Regions from separate parts of the Homo sapiens genome. Here region 2 is linked to region 1. A link is a loop called in an ENCODE intact Hi-C map of the cell type or tissue named here. Cell type or tissue: ascending aorta. All regions are shown on one strand. Each heading gives the region's core, and the rest is flanking DNA. Links, peaks and the distances in the headings are about the cores only.

What was found. A loop is a pair of places that touch in the nucleus more often than their neighbours do. Peaks named below come from ENCODE experiments on the same cell type or tissue, not always from the same donor. Only the 100,000 strongest peaks of a DNase experiment are listed, where the experiment ranks them.
Region 2: a loop joins it to region 1, with 2.9 times the contacts of the local background. A loop is called at or near these places in 68 of 110 quality-filtered maps.

Annotation. Positions count from the first base shown.
Region 1 is chr15:42,717,442-42,725,941 of GRCh38, reverse strand. STARD9 (StAR related lipid transfer domain containing 9) reads right to left here. Exons shown (of 33, transcript NM_020759.3): 29 at 8,147-8,211; 30 at 7,763-7,965; 31 at 7,428-7,507; 32 at 7,032-7,190; 33 at 4,944-6,469. The coding sequence ends at 6,368. CDAN1 (codanin 1) reads left to right here. Exons shown (of 28, transcript NM_138477.4): 26 at 272-453; 27 at 691-798; 28 at 1,326-2,398. The coding sequence ends at 1,451. Among named protein-coding and RNA genes, the nearest start is that of CDAN1, 15 kb to the left of the region's middle. In ascending aorta, for the core only: a CTCF peak has its summit at 2,449; no DNase peak of the experiment used is centred there; H3K27ac peaks cover 2,372 bases.
Region 2 is chr15:42,921,223-42,931,707 of GRCh38, reverse strand. No RefSeq gene overlaps it. Among named protein-coding and RNA genes, the nearest start is that of TTBK2, 5.7 kb to the right of the region's middle. RefSeq lists an enhancer at 10,309-10,408. In ascending aorta, for the core only: a CTCF peak has its summit at 4,812; a DNase peak (open chromatin) is centred at 4,847; H3K27ac peaks cover 914 bases.

The DNA.
Region 1 (8,500 bases), core at 272-5,271:
TGCAGTGGCACGATCTTAGCTAACTGCAACCTCTGCCTCCCGGGTTCAAGCAATTCTGCCTCGGCCAAGTAGCTGGGACTACAGGTGCCTTCCACCACGCCTGGCTAATTTTGGTATTTTTAATAGAGATGGGGTTTCACTATGTTGGCCAGACTGGTCTCGAACCCCTGATCTGCCCACCTCAGCCTCCCGAAGTGTTGGGATTATAGGTGTGAGTCACCGCACCCGGCCTGCCCCCATCTTTTAAAGCTTGGCTTTCCTCTTTCCACAGTTGCAGATCAAATTCCTATCCTAGGGCCCCCGGCACAGTACAGGCTGGAGAGAGGGCAGGCTCGAAGGCTTCTGCACATGCTGCTTTCCTTGTGGAAGGAAGACTTTCAGGGGCCGGTTCCGCTGCAGCTGCTGCTGAGCCCAAGAAATGTGGGGCTTCTGGCAGACACAAGGCCAAGGGAGGTGAGTCAGACGGAACAAGAAGCCCTCTGCAGTCACACTCTGAACATCCACCACCCTTGCCCCAAACTATGAGCTGCTCTGCATCCTTTATTTCCCCTTCCTGTTCCACACAGAAATGGGCTCCATTTATCCATCTCAAGTCTCTTCCCAGCAGCTCTGCCCTTTGAGATCTCAATCTCTGTCATCAGGGTCACTCTGTCGTCCTCCTAGCAACCCTGACCTCGGTGTGTTTTGCAGTGGGACTTGCTGCTATTCTTGCTACGGGAGCTGGTGGAGAAGGGTCTGATGGGACGGATGGAGATAGAGGCCTGCCTGGGCAGCCTCCACCAGGCCCAGTGGCCAGGGGTAAGGAGTCTCCTGTCTTTTAGGTGGAGAGAGAACAGGTGTTACATATCCCATCTGTCCTGAAAGGAAGCAAGTGATGGGGCCAAACTAAGTGGATTTTTGTCAAGAGTCTTCAGGGCCACCCTGAAATTGTCCCGATTTGAGTAGTTATTATATGAGGGACTGTGTTAGTGGGAAGACGGACGAAAGGCAGGCAGTTAGTTGGAAAGCAGCACAGCCCATTATATGGGTTTTTAAAATTAGAATAACCTGGATTTTAACGGGAATAATAATTTCAAGATGAAGTAGATGCACTCAGTAGTACTCAAAAACTGGTCAAGCCTGTGCCTCCATCAGAGTTCGCTCCCTGCCATAACTTCAGCCTCCCAGAGTACTAACAAACAGACAAGGTTTCATGTCCATTTCAGTGTGGAGGGCAGTTGAGAAAAAATAATATAGCCAGCCAGGTTGTGGTCTTTAGTGACAAAGGATGAGCCATTGAGAATTATTACATGCTGCCTTTTCCCTCATCTTTCTATGTATTCCAGGACTTTGCTGAAGAATTAGCAACACTGTCTAATCTGTTTCTAGCCGAGCCCCACCTGCCAGAACCCCAGCTAAGAGCCTGTGAGTTGGTGCAGCCAAACCGGGGCACTGTGCTGGCCCAGAGCTAGGGCTGAGAAGTGGCCCTGCCTTGGGCATTGCACCAGAACCCTGGACCCCCGCCTCACGAGGAGGCCCAAGTGCCCAATGCAGACCCTCACTGGTTGGGGTGTAGCTGGGTCTACAGTCAGACTTCCTGCTCTAAGGGTGTCACTGCCTGGCATCCCACCACGCGAATCCTAGAGGAAGGAGAGTTGGCCTGATTTGGGATTATGGCAGAAAAGTCCAGAGATGCCAGTCCTGGAGTAGAAGAGGTGGTGTTTGTTTATCTCTTGGATACTAAATGAAATGAGGTGTGTGGGCTTGTCAACACAGAATTCAAGCCTCATTTGCTATCCCAGCATCTCTTAAAACTTTGTAGTCTTGGAATTCATGACAGAGGCAAATGACTCCTGCTTAACTTATGAAGAAAGTTAAAACATGAATCTTGGGAGTCTACATTTTCTTATCACCAGGAGCTGGACTGCCATCTCCTTATAAATGCCTAACACAGGCCGGGTCTGGTGGCTCATGCCTGTAATCCCAGCACTTTGAGAGGCCTGAGGTCGGCGGACTGCCTGAGGTCAGGAATTCAAGACCAGCCTGGCCAACATGGCAAAACCCCATCTCTACTAAAAATAAAAAAATTATTAGCTGGGCATGGTGGTGTGTGCCTGTAATCCCAGCTACTCAGGAGGATGAGGCAGGAGACCTGCTTGAACCTGGAGGTGGAGGTTGCAGTGAGCCGAGGTCGCACCACTGCACTCCAGTCTGGGTAACAGAGCGAGACTTTCTAGAAAAAGCCTAACAAACAGATAAGGTAGGACTCAACCAACTGAAACCTGACTTTCCCCCTGTACCTTCAGCCCCTGTGCAGGTAGTAACCTCTTGAGACCTCTCCCTGACCAGGGACCAAGCACAGGGCATTTAGAGCTTTTTAGAATAAACTGGTTTTCTTTAACAAGGGCTTGATGTCTAATCATTGTCACCTGTCTTCTCCCTTTAGAAGGCTGCAGTCTCGGGTGGGCTGTAGGTGGAGCGCTGTAATTGTGGCTTTGCTCTGTGCATTACAAGGTGAGCTACCTTGGCTCTTAGAAATGCCTGTATATTCCACTCTAGAGGGCTAGTCTCTGGTGGCAATATCTATTAATTTAATTTATCGCCAGTGGTACTGACTTCTCCTGTGTAACTCGCTTTATTTGTGGGAGAAAGGGTTAGGATAATGTAGTTTCCACACACAAGATATTCCCTACTGAACCACATGGTGGGGCAGTGTTCTTGTTAAGCTTGTTAAGGCTAAGGTGTTTGTTTGATTGATTTGGCTTGGAGTTTCTCAGAGCAAAAGCATTGCTTCTCGATTACAGCTGTATCAAGCTCTATAAATGAGCCACTGATTTTGACAGGTTCACACCTGTAATCCCAGTGCTTTGGGAAGCCGAGAGAGAGGACTACTTGAGTCCAGGAGTTAGAGGTTACAGTGAACTATGATTGTGCCACTGCACTCCAGCCTGAGCAAGAGTGAGACCCCCATCTCTTTGAGGGGAAAAAAAAAAAGCACTACTGTGATCATGTGCATTAATAACCAGGAGTTGGACTGATAATATAATCCTCAGGAGGACCTAAAGGGGTCCACTTGTGTGACCATGGTAGAGCCAGGAAATCCCATCAACCTAGAAAGTAAAAAATGGGAGTTTTCCTCAGTCACCACCTTGTGATCATACTTCTCCCAAACACCATGCCTTTCCCTTCTCCTCAGCTCAGCTACTCCTTTAACAAGTTTCTATATCTGAACCATTTTCCCCTGATCTCTTCATTTTCAAAGGCCTTTATCTTTATCCTTTAAATCCAATTTGTTCTGAATGCCTGGGAACCAAAAAAGCTTTAAGGAATGCTTTCTCGGCCGGACACAGTGGCTCACACCTGTAATCCCAGCACTTTGGGAGGTCAAGGCGGGAGGATCACTTGTGCTCAGGAGTTTGAACCAGCCGGGGCAACATGGGGAAGCCTCATCTTTAAAAAATACAAAATTGGTGAGGAGTGGTGGTCCATGCCTGTGGTCATAGCTACTTGGGAGGCTGAGGTCAGAGGATCACTTGAGCCCAGGAGGTCAAGGCTACAGTGAGCCATGATCACACCACTGCAGTCCAGCCTGGGCTACAGAGCGATACCCTGTCTGTCTCAAAAAAAAAAAAAAAGCTTTCTATGCCCAGAGACCAGCACTGGGTGTGATTAAACCATAGCACCGCCCCCACCCAGGAAGCTTAGGGTCAGCGTCAGGCTTGTGGCTACTCCTTGACTTGTTCCAGAGGACCCAGCTGAGGTGTGTGACATGGAATGGGCAGGAGAGGAAAACCTGAAACCCCTAAGGATGCTGAGACTGAAGGGCTGGGCCATAACCCAGGCCTGGCTTAAGGCCCACTGAGTTAAAAACAAGTTCTTGGGAATCTGAATGGAAATTTAACATGTTCCCGATGAAGGAAACTTCCTGCTGGCCTGTGTGAGCCTTAAAGGCTACTCTAAGGATTATGGAGACAGGCAGCTAGTGGGTCAGTGAACTAGATTCTGTATGTCTGCTCTCTAATTGTCAAAGCCAGCTGTTTATAAAATGTGGTCCCCAGACCAGCAAACTTCAGGGTCCCCTGGGACTTCTTGTTAACACAAATTCTCTGGTCCTTCTCCGGGGCTACCAAACCAGTAACTTGGGGTAGGGCCCATCCTGGGGCATAAGAAAGCGTTCAGGTGATTCTGATGTATGCGAAAGTATGACAACCACGCCATGAATCCAAAATCTGACTCCACTTTTGCTTTTTGCTACAAGATCCCTCTCAATCTTTCGCTTGCTGATTCAGTCAGGTCTGGTGTTGCTTTTTTTTTTTTTTTTTTTTGAGACAGAGTCTCACTCTGTTGCCCAGGCTGGAGTGCAGTGACACAATCTCGGCTCGGCTCACTGAAACCTCCCCCTCCCAGGTTCAAGCAATTCTTGTGCCTCAGCCTCCCAAGTAGCTGGGATTACAGGCACATGCCACCACGCCTGGCTAATTTTTTGTATTTTTAGTAGAGACAGGTTTCACCATGTTGGCCAGGCTGGTCTCAAACTCCTGACCTCAGGTGATCCACCCGCCTCAGCCTCCCAACGTGCTGGGATGACAGGCATGAGCCACCATGCCCGGCTGGCTTCTCTATTAAGGCGGGCAGGGTCACCTCCTGGTTATCCCCTGACTCAGATTCCCATAGGTGGCTCTGCCTCAGAAGCCCCAGGGCACTGTGGTCACTGTTAGGTGTGGCAGTGACTGTTCTGGATTCTCCCCTTTAGTTCTTACTTGGGCTATAGTTGAGCAACTTACCTGGTTGCTGTTTACCCTGCAAAGCAATGCCAAGTTCATGGGAAACTGTACATACATGTAAACTGAATCTTTGAAACAGCTATGAGTGGGTATTGCCAGGGTGATCTCCAGCTAATCTGCCAAGCTCGAATCACACACTTAGGCTATCCCGGTGCAGGATTTCATCTACTCTTCACTAGATAAAGTACACAGAGGACTTTTAATTTTAAAATGTTCTTTTTTGGTCAGTAGTCTTAGTAAGAGATTTATATGAAAAGAGGTAGGAGTATATAAATAGGGTGTTAAATATATCATGTCACCAAAAAATTTACCCGAGAAATAGAAGTTTAAAAGCAATTTTAAAAAACCTTCAATCAACAATATATAAATAACTTAATCTGAGGTAAGAGGGAAAAATGCCCTGCAAACACTTTAGAAAAACACATCTCTGCCACACTACAGAAATAGACCTTTACCACATCTTCTGAATCCCCAGTTCCCTCCATCTACCAAAGATTTTGGGCACCAGAACTAAAGATGAGAATCTCTCCCACCCCTACCACTTCCAGGTAAACACAAAGTTCATGTTCAGCCAGGCTAAAGTACAAGAAAACTGAACCCACTCTCCATCCCACCCCATCCTAGGATAGGTGGGGCCAGGGCAGAAATCATGGAATGCTCAGGACTCCACCCCTCCCAAGTGCACTGAGGTAAGTTCTGGAACTGAGCTTCCTCCCAACAAGCCACTCACCTCCTCTGGGAGTTCATTCACCTCCTCTCCCTTCCTCAAAGGACAATGTTTAATCTCTGAAATTCCTCTTGCCTTGTCAGCAGCCACCATCTGGCTGCCACTCCAACCAGTCCTCAAAAGAACTCAGCCTCCAACCCTGACCCCAAATCTGTCCAACCTGGTTCTATAGTGTCTTCCATCTGACCGAGCTCTAGAGTGACAGCTCCATATCAGAGCATCATCGCTCAACACCCCTGCCTCAGGCCAAGACCCAAATGTCTTCTCCTGGGAGGGAAAGGGAGAAAAAAAGCAAAAATCAATAATAAAGTATTTTGCAAAAACTCAAGAGGGAGAAAAGATTCTGAATCGGTGTTCTGGTTTGTGCAGCTGTTTTTTAAACCCTCTTTCTGTTTTGGTATTTTTAACGTCCCATCACACAGTAGAGCTGAATGCTAGAGGAGGTAGATTCAGAACAGAGTCTTGGCCAGTGGCTGCCTGCTTCCCTACCAGCCTGCGGAAGCACCTTGCCAAAGCACTGCAGTCCCCGGCTCTGCTGGCTGTGCCCAGTCCTGGTCCTTAAGTGTCCTGTCTGCCGCAGAGTCCCAGAAACAGGAAAGAAAGGTGAGAAATCCAAAAGGTGAGCGGAGCTGCATTCACTCTGGATAGTCTGGGCCAGGAGCTCAGGCCGTTTGCTCTGCACTGGTGCCAGCTGTGACCAAGTACTGACTGGGCTTTGCTAGCATCCCTGGGCCAGTGCTGTCTGCCCCAATCGGCCACAGCAGGTAGCATCAGCTTTTCCTGCACTGTGGTATGGAAAGTAACAAGGAGCTGCCACAGTGTCTCTCTTGAGCAGCCTGGGCCTGCATCTCAGCAGCACCATCTTGACGGTGAGATGCTACCTACCAAGGAAGGAAGCCAGTCTGGCTATAACCAGTGGCTGCCGTTTGATGAAAGAGCTCAGGAGCTGAGGTGGGAAGCCTGGAGCACCAAGTTCCACCTGAAAGCAGAGAGAGAAGAATTTAAGGTGCAAATAGATTTGAGAGAATGCCAGGCGTACTCCAGTCCCATGGAGTCCCCTCAGCCTGTGGTGATGGGAGAAGCACCTCAGATTGTGGTTTGGTGTTTACAGGCCCCTGGGCTCTGCCATCCAGATCTAAGTATTGGCGTTCACCTCCTAGTGACAAAGTACAAGTCAAGGGACTGGGACGGGAGAGGTGAACCCAACAGGTCATCATTCCGCTCTGCTGAGGCTGCTGCTTTTGCCTCACAATGACTCATCTATCTCCTAAGGACACTGGGATCACCCACAGGATGCAGGTCACTAGGTTTTCGGTAACAGCAGCTTCAGAAAAGATTGATAAACTCCTGTCGCATTCCCTTCTCTCCAATTCCCCACTGACTCCCCTTACTGCAAAAGCCCAGGAAGCCCTCAAGTCTCCAGGTCTCAGGCCAAAGGGCCTGGGCACTGGAGGGTGTTCAAAAGCGAGACAGAAAAATCCCAGGGGGCTGTGGGACCAAGTCAGCCTGTGCTGTGAGGCCAGCTGCAAAGGATTTATCACCTGGGCCAAGTAGATGACTCTGGTGACTTCCTTCCCTTCCACAGTGATGGGCTGCAAGATCCAGGCACTGGGCAGGATCTCCCCGCGAACCATTTTTCTGCTGGGTCTTGGCATGGATGTATCATACACAGACTGGGCTGCCATGACAGACAGGTGACCCTGGGGACAGAGGGAAATGGGAGTCCTGCCTGTGTAGTGTGGACAAAACAGGAACAGGCTCCCGTGTAGACAGTATGGTGAAAGGCAACACTGGGCCAGCCTTCAAGCCACCCCTACCCTGGCTCCAGCCCCAATTTGCCCTCCTTCCCCTAGAGGACCTGAGGCCCACATAGATTGTTTCTCACGACACTTCAGCCCAAGTTCTTCCCACAACATCTTTACCACCAAGGCAGGCACCTCTTTGGCTTCCACGCAGACACAACAGAAATCCCGTGGCTGCTTCAGTGCGCACAGGGTGGTGTTGCACACCAAGTACACTGGAGGGACAGGGATAAGGAAGGTCAGGAGGCCCATGGACAGACCTAGTCCTAAAGCCTTCCTGGTCAGGGAGCCCTCCCCCCAACACCCCATCACTTGACACCTAGCTCAACCTAGGCTGAGCAATCAAGGTAACCTGAGTACCTGGCCTCCAAAGAGGGCTGCCTCCAACCCTCCACCTCTATCCCCCAGCAAGACCCCACTGGGCACACCAGAAACTAGGCCCCATGGAAGCCTTCCTTCCCTGGGCTCACCCAGGCTGATGCTGTTGGTCACTCGCTGATGCAGCCTTGCTGTCTGGATGGGCTTGTAATACAGGGGCCACACAGTGGGGTCACTGACAGCCGCCCACACACGAGACAGCGGCTGGGACACCACACCTGCCCCCAGGAAGCCATGCCGAGTGGGAGAAAACACCTTGTAGTAAAGCTGCACCGCCTGCTCCTCACCCTGATAGCTGGGGGGAGACACCAAGCACAGAAAATAGAAAGGGGTCAAAAATGGGCTCTAAGGGTCACAAAGGAGGGGCTCAGAGTGAAGACTTGAGGAATCCAGGTAAGGGAAAGGAGGAGAGAAGCCAAGCAGGGTGACAAGCTTACCAAGACAGACACTGTACAAAGGACCCTAAACAAACTTACTTCCAGCCAGCAGTTGCCTGGCAGCTGAAGAGGTTGTGCAAATTATCCGAACAAGCAGCCATTACCTGGGGACACAATGGCCACACCCAAATTAGGAGGCACAGTAAAAACTAAGCCCCTGGGTTAGTCAGTCTGGCCTGCATCTGCTAAATTCCCCTTTTCTTTTTTTTTGAGACAGGGTCTAGCTCTGTCACCCAGGCTGGAGTGGAGTGGCGTAATCACAGCTCACTGCAGCGTTAACCTCCTGGGCTTAAGCGATCCTCCCACCTCAGCCTCCCAGTCTCTAGGGCTACAGGTACACACCACCACACCCAGCTATCTTTTTTTATTTTTTTGGTAGAGACAGGGTCTCAC
Region 2 (10,485 bases), core at 2,412-7,411, 200 kb before region 1:
AGGCTGGAGGGCAGTGGCGCAATCTCGGCTCACGGCAACCTCTGCCTCCCAGGTTCAAGCAATTCTCCTGCCTCAGCCTCCTGAGTAGCTGGGATTACAGGTGCGCACCATCAGGCCTGGCTAATTTTTGTATTTTTAGAGATGGAGTTTCACCATGTTGGTCAGGCTGGTCTCAAACTTCTGACCTCATGATCCACCGGCCTTGGCCTCCCAAAGTGCTGGGATTACAGGCGTGAGCCACCACGCCCAGCTAATCACACGGATTCTTAAAAGGAGAAGAGGCTTGCAGAAGCCTGGGTCAGAGAGACGTACCATGAGGACTTGGCCCACTGTTGCTGCTGACTTTGAAGATGGAGAAAGTGGGCCATCAGCTGGGGAATATGGGCAGCCTCTAGAAGCTGGAAAAGGCAAGGGATCAAATTCTCTCCTTGTGCCTCTAAGAAGGAAGGCAGCCCTACCAATTCCTTCATTTAAGCCCAGTAAGACCCATGTTGGACTTCCTGACCAACAAGGCTGTAAGATAAAAATGTTGTGTTGTTTAAGCCACTAGGTTGGTGTTCATTTGTTACATCAGCACAGAAAGGTGGTGTGCACTGCCCTCAGCCCTGGGTAGAACTGAACACTCCGTGCATTTGCAGCCCTGCTGGATCCTAAGTAGATGTTGATCAGAGGACTGGTTTCCAAGATGGCTCCTTAACATGGTTGTGAAATATTTTTTTCCAATATTTTATTATGAATATTTTCTTTTCTCTTCTTTTTTTATAGACAGAGTGTTACTCTGTTGCCCAGGCTCAAGTGCAGTGGTGTAAGCACAGCTCATTATAACCTTGAACTCCTGGGCTCAAGTGATCCTCCCACTTCCGCCTCCCAAGTAGATAGGACCACAGGCATGCAACACTATGAAAGGCTAATTTTTTATTATTTTTAAATTTTTTGTAGATATGGGGTCTTACTGTGTTGCCCAGGCTGGTCTTGAACTCCTGGTCTCAAGTGATCCTCCCATGATAGCCTCCCAAAGTGCTGAGATTACAGGCATAAGCCACAAAACTGGTCTATTATGAATATTTTTAAACATACAGCAAAGTTGAAAGAACTTTATAGTGACCATCCATATACCACCACCAAGATTCTACCAATAATAATTTGCTATACTTGCTTTATTGTATATCTATCCACCTATCCATCCCTCTATTCATTCATCAATCCCTCTTATTTTTGGGAGGAAATTCAAAGTCAATTGCAATAATTAATACATATGCCCCCCAATGTATTTTGCATGCATATAATTAACTAGAACTCAATATTTTTTGCAGGTTTTTTCTTTTTCTTTTTCTTTTCTTTTTTTTTTTTTTTTTTTGAGACAGGGTCTCACTCTGTTGCACAGGCTGCAGTGCAGTGGTGCGATCACACCTCACTTCAGCCCCAATCATCTGGGCACAATCCTCTCACCTCAGCCTCCCAAGTGGCTGGGACTACAGGTGCATGCCACTATACCCAACTAGTTTGTTTCTATTTTTGTAGAGAAGGGTTCTCACTATATTGCCCAGGCTGGTCTTGAACTCTTGGGCCCAAGCAATGCTCCTGCCTTGACCTCCCAAAGTGCTGGGAAAGGCATGTAAGCCACTGTGCCTGGCCAGTTTTTAATTTTGATATAAAATGTACATTCAATGAAATGCACAAATCTTAAGTGTACATTCATGGAATTTTGACAAATGCAGGCACCTGTGTAACCCAAAACCCTATTAAGATATAGAACATTATCATTACTCTCTATACTCTTACCAGCTAATACCAGCCCCTGTCTACTCAGAGGCAACCATTGTTCTGATTTTTTTCTATCATAGATTAGTGTGTCTTGTGCTAGAGTTTTATATAACTGGAATAATCCAGTATGTTCTCTTTTCCATAAGACTTCCTCACATAAATAGAATCATATAATATGATGCTTTGGCAAGGTTTATTTCATTCAGCATATTGTTTTTGAGATTCATCCATGTTGTTTTGTGTATTAGTTTATTTTTAGTGTTGAGTGATATTCCACTTATGAACATAGTACAGTCTGTAGTCTGTTCTCTTTCGGACCTGAGCTGTTTCCTATTTTGGGATATTATAAATAAAACTACTTTGAACATTCTTGAGTTAGTCTTTTTGTGAAAATATGTTTTCATTTCTTTTGGGTACATATCTTGAAGTCAAACTGCTGATTCATAGGATAGATATATGTTTAGTTTGAAAGAAATGTCCAGATCTTTTTTTCAACATGAATGTACCATTTACATTCCCACCAACAATGTATGAGAGCTCTGGTTGCTCCACGTCCTCACAAACATTGGATGCTGTTAGTCTTTATAATTTTAGCTGTATAGTAGCTACCTTATATTTTTTGCCCATTTTTCTATTGTTTTAAATTCTATTTTCCCTTGATTTTTAAGCATTTTTAATATATCCAAGATATTAGCTCTTTATCTGTGAAATATATTTTAAATATTTTATCTCACTGATTTTGACTTTATAGTTTTAATTCCATAAAAGTTCTTTCAATGTTTTGTAGTTAAATTTTTCAATCTTTTCAAAAATTACATCTGGATGTTGAATTATAATTAGAAAGCCTCTTCTCACACCCAGGTTTAAAGGAATTCATCCATGTTTTCTTCTAGTACTTGTATGATTTCACTTTTTATATTTAGATCTCTGATCCATTTGGAGTTTATTCCTGTTTGTGGTTCAATTTTATTATTATTTTTAACCATCTAATCTGGTTCTCTGGACACTATTTCTAAGAGGGTCCATCTTTGTCCGAACTATCTGAGATGTCACCTTTATCATATATAAAATGTACTTGAGTTCATTCTCAACTTCCTATTACATGCAACTAGAATTCAAAGTTTAAAATTTTTATTTTTTCCAGTTGTTTTTATTTTCCCAGCAACGAATTTTTTCAAAATCTGTGTGAGCAAAAAAACGAAGTTTCAGTTCACTAAGAAAACAGGAGGCCAGGCGAGGTGGCTCACACCTGTAATCCCAGCACTTTGGGAGGCCGAGATGGGCGGATCACCTGAGGTCAGGAGTTTTGAGACTAGCCTGGCCAACATGATGAAACCCCATCTCTACTAAAAATACAAATAAAATTAGCTGAGCTTGGTGGCGGGCACCTATAATCCCAGCTACTGCCTCCTACTGAGGCAGGAGAATTGCTTGAACCCAGGAAGTGGAGGTTGCAGTGAGCCGAGGAGGTTGCACTCCAGCCTGGGCGACAAGAGCAAAACTCTGTCTAAAAAAAAAAAAGAAAAGAGGAATAAGTATACTGTCCTTCTGCAAGGCTAGAACTCATCTCCAACTGGATCTGGATATTCCCCCACAGACTTGCAACCCTGACTTGTTTAGAGCAAGCTTAACATGCGAGCACACAATGAGATGCCGTGCTAAGAATAAGCAGGGACTCTATTTGAATGCTGTTTATCAGACAGACTGACCCAGGAACGCAAAAAGTCCCGTTTCTAGTTCCATACTGCTGTTACCACTCCCAAGGTAAATTTCCTAGGATTGTTCTCTCTTCTGTCTATTCTGAGGTCTCCACACTGAAGGATTTTCTTTGTTGTTTTAACAATCACCCTTGTTGTGTTTCTGGATAAGAGTTGAGGAAAATAAAAAAGCATTTTGCTGGGTGCAGTGGTTCAAACCTGAAATCCTAGTGCTTTGGGAGGCTAAGGTGAGAAGATACCATGAGGCCAGCGGTTCAAGACCAGACTGCGCAATATAGTGCTAGCCCTGGCCCTACAAAATAATAATAATAAAAAAGATGAGGTGGTACACTGCTGTAGTTCTAGCTACTGAAGAGGCTGAGGTGGGAGAATTGCTTGAGCTCAGGTGTTCAAGGTTACAGAGAGCTATACTGGCACCATTGCACTCCAGCCTGGGCAACAGAGTGATACCATTTCTTTTCTTTGAAAGCATCTTAATACAGAAAAATGCAGAAAAAGGCAAACCCAGAGGTGTTGATAGCACTTGTTTGAAAGGTAATACAATGTGACATCACTTGTATTTTTGTACTTATTAGTATTTAACTTTTTGCATTAATTATTTTAAAATACCTACTGAGTGTACTTAATATTTACAGAGTGAAGAAGGTATGGGGAATACACAGTATAAGAAATTATCCCTCTACATTCTATAAAAATAAGATGTACAAAAACTATAATTCAAAATAGCATATATAGGAACCACATCTTATATATTTTTAATCCTCCATAGGATATCCTATGGTAGCCTTGATGTAGGTGCTTAATACATTTCTGGAAATTTTTATCTGCCATCTATGAATATATTTTATTTGGTAGAACATACAATTCCCAAATAACACCACCGGAAAAATATTTTAAGATCATCTTTGGCCCGGCGCAGTGGCTCATGCCTGTAATCCTAGCACTTTGGGGGGCTGAGGCAGGTGAATCACCTGAGGTCAGGAGTTCGAGACCAGCCTGGCCAAGATGGTGGAAACCCGTCTCTACTAAAAATACAAAAATTAGCTGAGCATGGTGGTTCATGCCTGTAATCCCAGTTACTCGGGAAGCTGAGGCAGGAGAATCACTTGAACACAGGAGGCAGAGGTTGCAGTGAGCCGAGATCGTGCCGCTGCACTCCAGCCTGGGCGACAGAGTGAGACTCCGTCTCAAAAAAAAAAAGATTATCTTTTTCATGAGCATAATCAGGTCTTTAAAAATGATTAAAATCTTTAGCCACTGGCTAGTCGGCTTTGATTAATGTCAAAAATATAAGACCAGTTTTGCTTCAATACACCTTGCAGTGGAACACTATTATCGCTAGGGTGCGCTATTAGCATTGCTAGCCAGTTAATGATCCTGCCAGAAGAGCCTGAAAATCACAGAAAGCTGTCCAGTGTTTGGAGTGGAGTGGCAGGTTCCTGAACTAGACTGAAAGTCACTGAACTTTTTCCAGACTGTCACAGGCACAATCATAACATCACCCCACTACTTTCTCATTTTAAAAATATGAGTATACAACAATAATATATTAATGGGGCCGGGCGCAGTGGCTCACACCTGTAATCCCAGCACTTTGGGAGGCCGAGGCCAGCGGATCACCTGAGGTCAGGAGTTCGAGACCAGCCTGGTTAACATGATGAAACCCCGTCTCTACTAAAAATACAAAAAAAATTAGCTGGGTGTGCTGGCAGCCACCTGTAATCCCAGCTACTAGGGAGGCTGAGGCCGGAGAATCACTTGAACCCGGGAGGCGGAGGTTGTGGTGAGCTGAGATCGCACCATTGCACTCCAGCTTGGCCAACAAGAGCAAAACTCCATCTCTGAAAAAAAAAAATTATATATATATATGACCTTGCAACAAAAATATGAGCAAATATGTGTAGCTATAATTCACTCTTCTAATAAAACCTGCAAAAAGTTAACAGTTAATGATATAATTATTCTGTGTTTCATAAAAGGCCTAAACAGGAAGCAGATCAAGAAATAACCACAATTAGAATTACTTTGTGAATGTAAACTCTTTTAGTTTCTTTTCTCACTTTACTAGGTCTAATCAATGTCAATCTTTTCTGATATTACGGTCTATTTTAATCATCATCATTAAACACAAATTGATATCAATAGGTTAAAAGGCGATAAACTCATATCTCCCAAATTGAGAGTTTTTTGCCTTGCCCGCTCAACACCGTTTTCTCTTACCTAATTCTTTTTGCTTGAAATTTCTTTAATTAGAAATCAGGGCCTGGTGCAGTGGCTCATGCCTGTAATCCCAGCACTTTGGGAGGCTGAGGCAGACGGATCACGAGATCAGGAGTTCGAGACCAGCCTGGCCAACATAGCGAAACCCTGTCTCTACTAAAAATACAAAAATTAGCCAGGTGTGGTGGCACATACCTGTGGTCCCAGCTACTTGGGAGGCTGAGGCAGGAGAATCGCTTGAACCCGGGAGGTGGAGCTTGCAGTGAGCCAAGATGGTGCCATTGCACTCCAGCCTGAGTGACAGAGCAAGACTCTGTTTAAAAAAAAAAAAGAAAATAAATCAAGGCTGGGCGCAATGGCTCACGCCTGTAATCCCAGCACTTTGAGAGGCTGAGGAGGATGGATCACTTGAGGTCAGGAGTTCAAGACCAACCTGGCCAACACGGTGAAACCCCGTCTTTACGAAAAATACAAAAATTATTCTGGCGTGCTGGCAGGTGACTGTAATCCCAGCTACTTGGGAGGCTAAGGCGGGAGAACTGCTTGAACCTGGGAGGTGGAGGTTGCAGTGAGCCAAGATCGTGCCACTGCCCTCCAGCCTGGGTGACAGGGTGAGACTCCATCTCAAAAAAAAAAAAATCAAGTCTTTTACTTAAAAGTAAAATTTTCACTAAAAAAAAAAAAAAAAAAGAACAAAGTTTCAAAAACACAAACACTTGAGGTAGTGAATATATTTGATGTGAATGCCTTTCTGTCGAAATCAGAATGCAGCTGATACTGACTTAAAGAAATGAAGCTCTCAGAGAACCCCAAGGATTTGGCCTTTGAGTATCTTTATATGCTGTATACCTCTCTTATAGCAGTTATTACAATGTATTCTAATAAGATTTGCATGTTTGCTAATCATTACATTGTGAAACCCTGAGGGACAGGACTGAATTTATTCAAATTTGCTTTCCCAGTGCCTATCAGAGTAGATGGCATTAGTAGGCTCTATAAAAACTTGTTTATGGGGGCCGGGTGTGGTGGCTTACGCTTGTAATCCCAGCACTTTGGGAGGCCAAGGCAGGCGGATCATGAGGTCAGGAGATTGAGACCATCCTGGCTAACACGGTGAAACCCCATCGCTACTAAAAATATTAAAAAATTAGCCGGGCATGGTGGCGGGTGCCTGTAGTCCCAGCTACTCGGGAGGCTGAGGCAGGAGAATGGCATGGACCCGGGAGGCAGAGCTTGCAGTGAGCCGAGATTGCGCCCACTGCACTCCAGCCTGGGTGACACAGCAAGCCTCTGTCTCAGAAAAAAACAAAAAAACTTGTTTATGGGGATTTTGTTTGTGGATTAAGTAACATTCAAATAGAAACTTATTTGCTGAAAAACTGAAAAACAGGGCTGCTTGCTGGTTTGCAGAAATGCTTGAGCACCAGTTCACTATTGAGTTTCATGTTTCAAAGCACTGCGTAATGAGTTTAAAAAAGAGATTTATTGAGATATAATTAACATAACATATATTTACCCACTTCTCATGTGCAACTCTGAGATTTGTTTCTAAAGAGAGAGATAGAAAGAGAAAAGGGCAGAGGTCTCTTTTCCTTGAGTTGCACACTGATTCACACTGTGGTGCTGTCCTAATAACAATGTGATGTAAATGACACATCTAGATCCTTTTCTGTTTGGATTATGGGAAGAAGGTTACAAAGTGGTACCTAAAGATAGGCAGAAGAGGACATAAATGGAAGGAAAGGAAAAGAAGAAAGAGATTCTTCAATATGTTATTTATTTCATGCTAGGAGAAAAGAAGCTGTGTTAAAAGGGGCTTTATGTCCTGTGTGGGGACTTTTTAATGTCTGAACTTTGGACATTGTATCTTTGAATATGCTGTAAGACTGATCCTAGAGTCTGTCTGATTCCTTTAGACTTATCCAGGGACACATCCTTAGACTTGAGTTATTCCTCTCTCTTATTTTCCCAAGTCTTACTGTATTCGTTATCTCTTGCTGCATGACCAATTATCCCAAAAATTAATGCTTAAAGCAATAGTAAATATTTACTATATCACATAGTTTCTGTGATATAGTAACACATTTTAGAAGTGGCTTAGCTGGGTAGTTCTGGCTTGGAGTGTCTCACAAGGTGGTGGTTAAGAAGCCAGCTGGGCTTTCAGTCATCTGAAGGCTTGACTGGGGCTGGAGGATTCATTTCTAAGAATGGCTCACTAACATAGACGGCAAACTGGTGCTGATTATTGATGTGATGCTTCAGTTCCTTGCCAGGGGAACACTGCATGGAACTGCTAGAGTATCTTCAGGAGAAGACAACTGGCTTCTCCCTAAATAAGTGATCCAAGAACACATAAGGCAGAAGCTACAATGTCTGTTATAACCTGGCCTTGATATTCCCACACCATAATTTCTGGAAAATCCTATTGGTTACACAGGTCAGTCCAATTCAGTATGGAAAGGAATAAATAAGAATGAGAGTAAGTGAGGTAGGGATCATTGGGGGCCATCTGGAAGTCTGGCTACCACATTTATGTATTAGAGACAGAGTCTTGCGTTGTCACCCAGGCTGGAGTGCAGTGATGCAATCATAGCTCACTGCAGCCTCGACCTCCTGGGCTCAAGCAATCCTCCCACCTCAGCCTCCTGGGTAGCTGGGACTACAGGGGCCAGCTAATTAAAAATATATATTTTTTGTAGAGACAGAGTCTCACTATGTTGCTAGGGCTGGTCTCCAACTCCAGGGCTCAACAGATCCTCCTGCCTTGGCCTCCCAAAGTGCTGGGATTACAAGTGTGAGCCACTATGCTCAGTTTATTTCTTAAAAGAGATACATGCATATATATTTGAGTTTTATATATATACTTGAGATCTATCTATATCTATAACTCAAAGGGGATTCCTAAACTCCAGTACCAGCTCTTGAATAACATATTACATTGACATTTAGCCTGACTGAAAGAGTATCTCTGGGGACAGCTCAATAATTCTAAAATGGAAAAGACTGGAGAAAAGGGGAGGCTTTTATTGCTAAGCCTAATTTCAATGAATCTGGACATTTTTTCCCTAGAAACTTTTTTTTTTTCTTTTTTAAAGACAGGGTATCTCTGTTGCCCAGACTGGAGTGCAGTGATGCGATAATAGCTCACTGCAGCCTTGACATCCAGGGCTCAAGCAATCCTCCTGCCTCAGCCTCCCAAGTGGCTGGGACTACAGGTGCATGCCACCACACCTGGCTAATTTTTGTATTTTTAGTAGAGACAGGGCTGGCTAACTAAAAATTTTTTGTGTGTAGAGACAAGGTCTTGTTATGTTGCCCAGGCTGGTCTTGAACTCCTGGGCTCAACCGATCCTCCTGCCTCAGCCTCCCGAATAGCTGAGACTACAGGGGCATGCCACCATGCCCGGCTAATTAAAAAAAATTTTAAATCCATGCTTCCGTGATCATTTTGTGTGTGTGTGTGTGTGTGTGCAGAAGGAGTCTCCTTATGTCTCCTTACATTGCCCAGTTTGGTCTTGAACTCCTGGACTGAAGTGATCCTCCCACATCAGCCTCTCAAAGTGCTGGGATTGCAGGCATTAGCCACTGTGCCTGGCCCCTATAAACTTCTTTAATTTTAAAGAAAAATATTTACAGAAACCCTAATGTTTTCTTATTCAAATTATGTGATTGGTCAATACTCTGAAATGAATGAAGTACTCTATTAGACATAGTAATAGAAAAAGTAACGTGTGGTTTTAATCAGTAGAAATAAAAAACAATTTGGCAACATCTTTATGTTTGCATAGAACAAGATGAGCTGCATCATCACTTGCCTTTAATGTACATTTTGTCCTGCTTTCAATCCAAGGATCTGGACATGACAGAGAGTAGAGATGCCTGCTGTTTTTAAAAAGAATGGCAAGAGGCTGTGGCACTTCCTGAGCAAGAAGAAACAGATTCTATAGGAACAGTTCCAAGATTGAATATAGGATTAGTCATTTACCTTTCTATATTCTTAATCAGCTTTAATGACAATGTCACTTGAGTGAAGAAAAGGATTTAAAGTAAAAATGAAGTTCATAATTCATTACATTCTTTCCATTCATGGCAGAACCCTGGGGATCATTGTGATTCTTAAGTAGAAAGGACATTAGATGTGGGGCGTATGAGAGACCTGAGTTTTGGTTTTGCCACTGATTAGTTTATAGCCTTAGGAAAGCTGTTTAGCGTTTTTCATGTGTTTTCTCTACTGTACACTGGTGGGCAAAGATGGGAGAGGTGCTTAATCTTAAGGTTTTCCTTCGCCAAAGCGACTGACACAACACTAAATAGAAACGCATCCTGCACAGCGTCCTTGCTCCGCCCTCCTCGCTTTTCTTTGAAAGTCTTTGAGCACCTCCCGCATACACTTGCTCAGCATCGCATACTGGTGTGCACCGGGGCTGGCCATTGAGTCTTTAGCTGGTGGTGTTTCACAAAGGGAATGAAATCTTGTTCTTGGGTTGTGAAACCGTAAGGACACTCCGGTCTCCAAGTTGACATTCGTTTATGGAAGTGCCCATCTCCTTTCCTCGTCACACCTAAGGCCCTTCCCCAGTCCCCCAAAGATGATTAGCTTCACGTTAGGCGGTTCTGGGGACGGCGCCAATTTGCGGGATGCTGTCAGCGCTGATGCTGAGGAAGAGGATGGATCCTTAAGGCTTGCAGGGCCTCACGATTTGGGCCCTTCATCGCGACTGCCTCAGTGTGTAATTTCGTATCGTGACAAAGCATTTCCGATTTTATTCCGAAAAGCCCAACC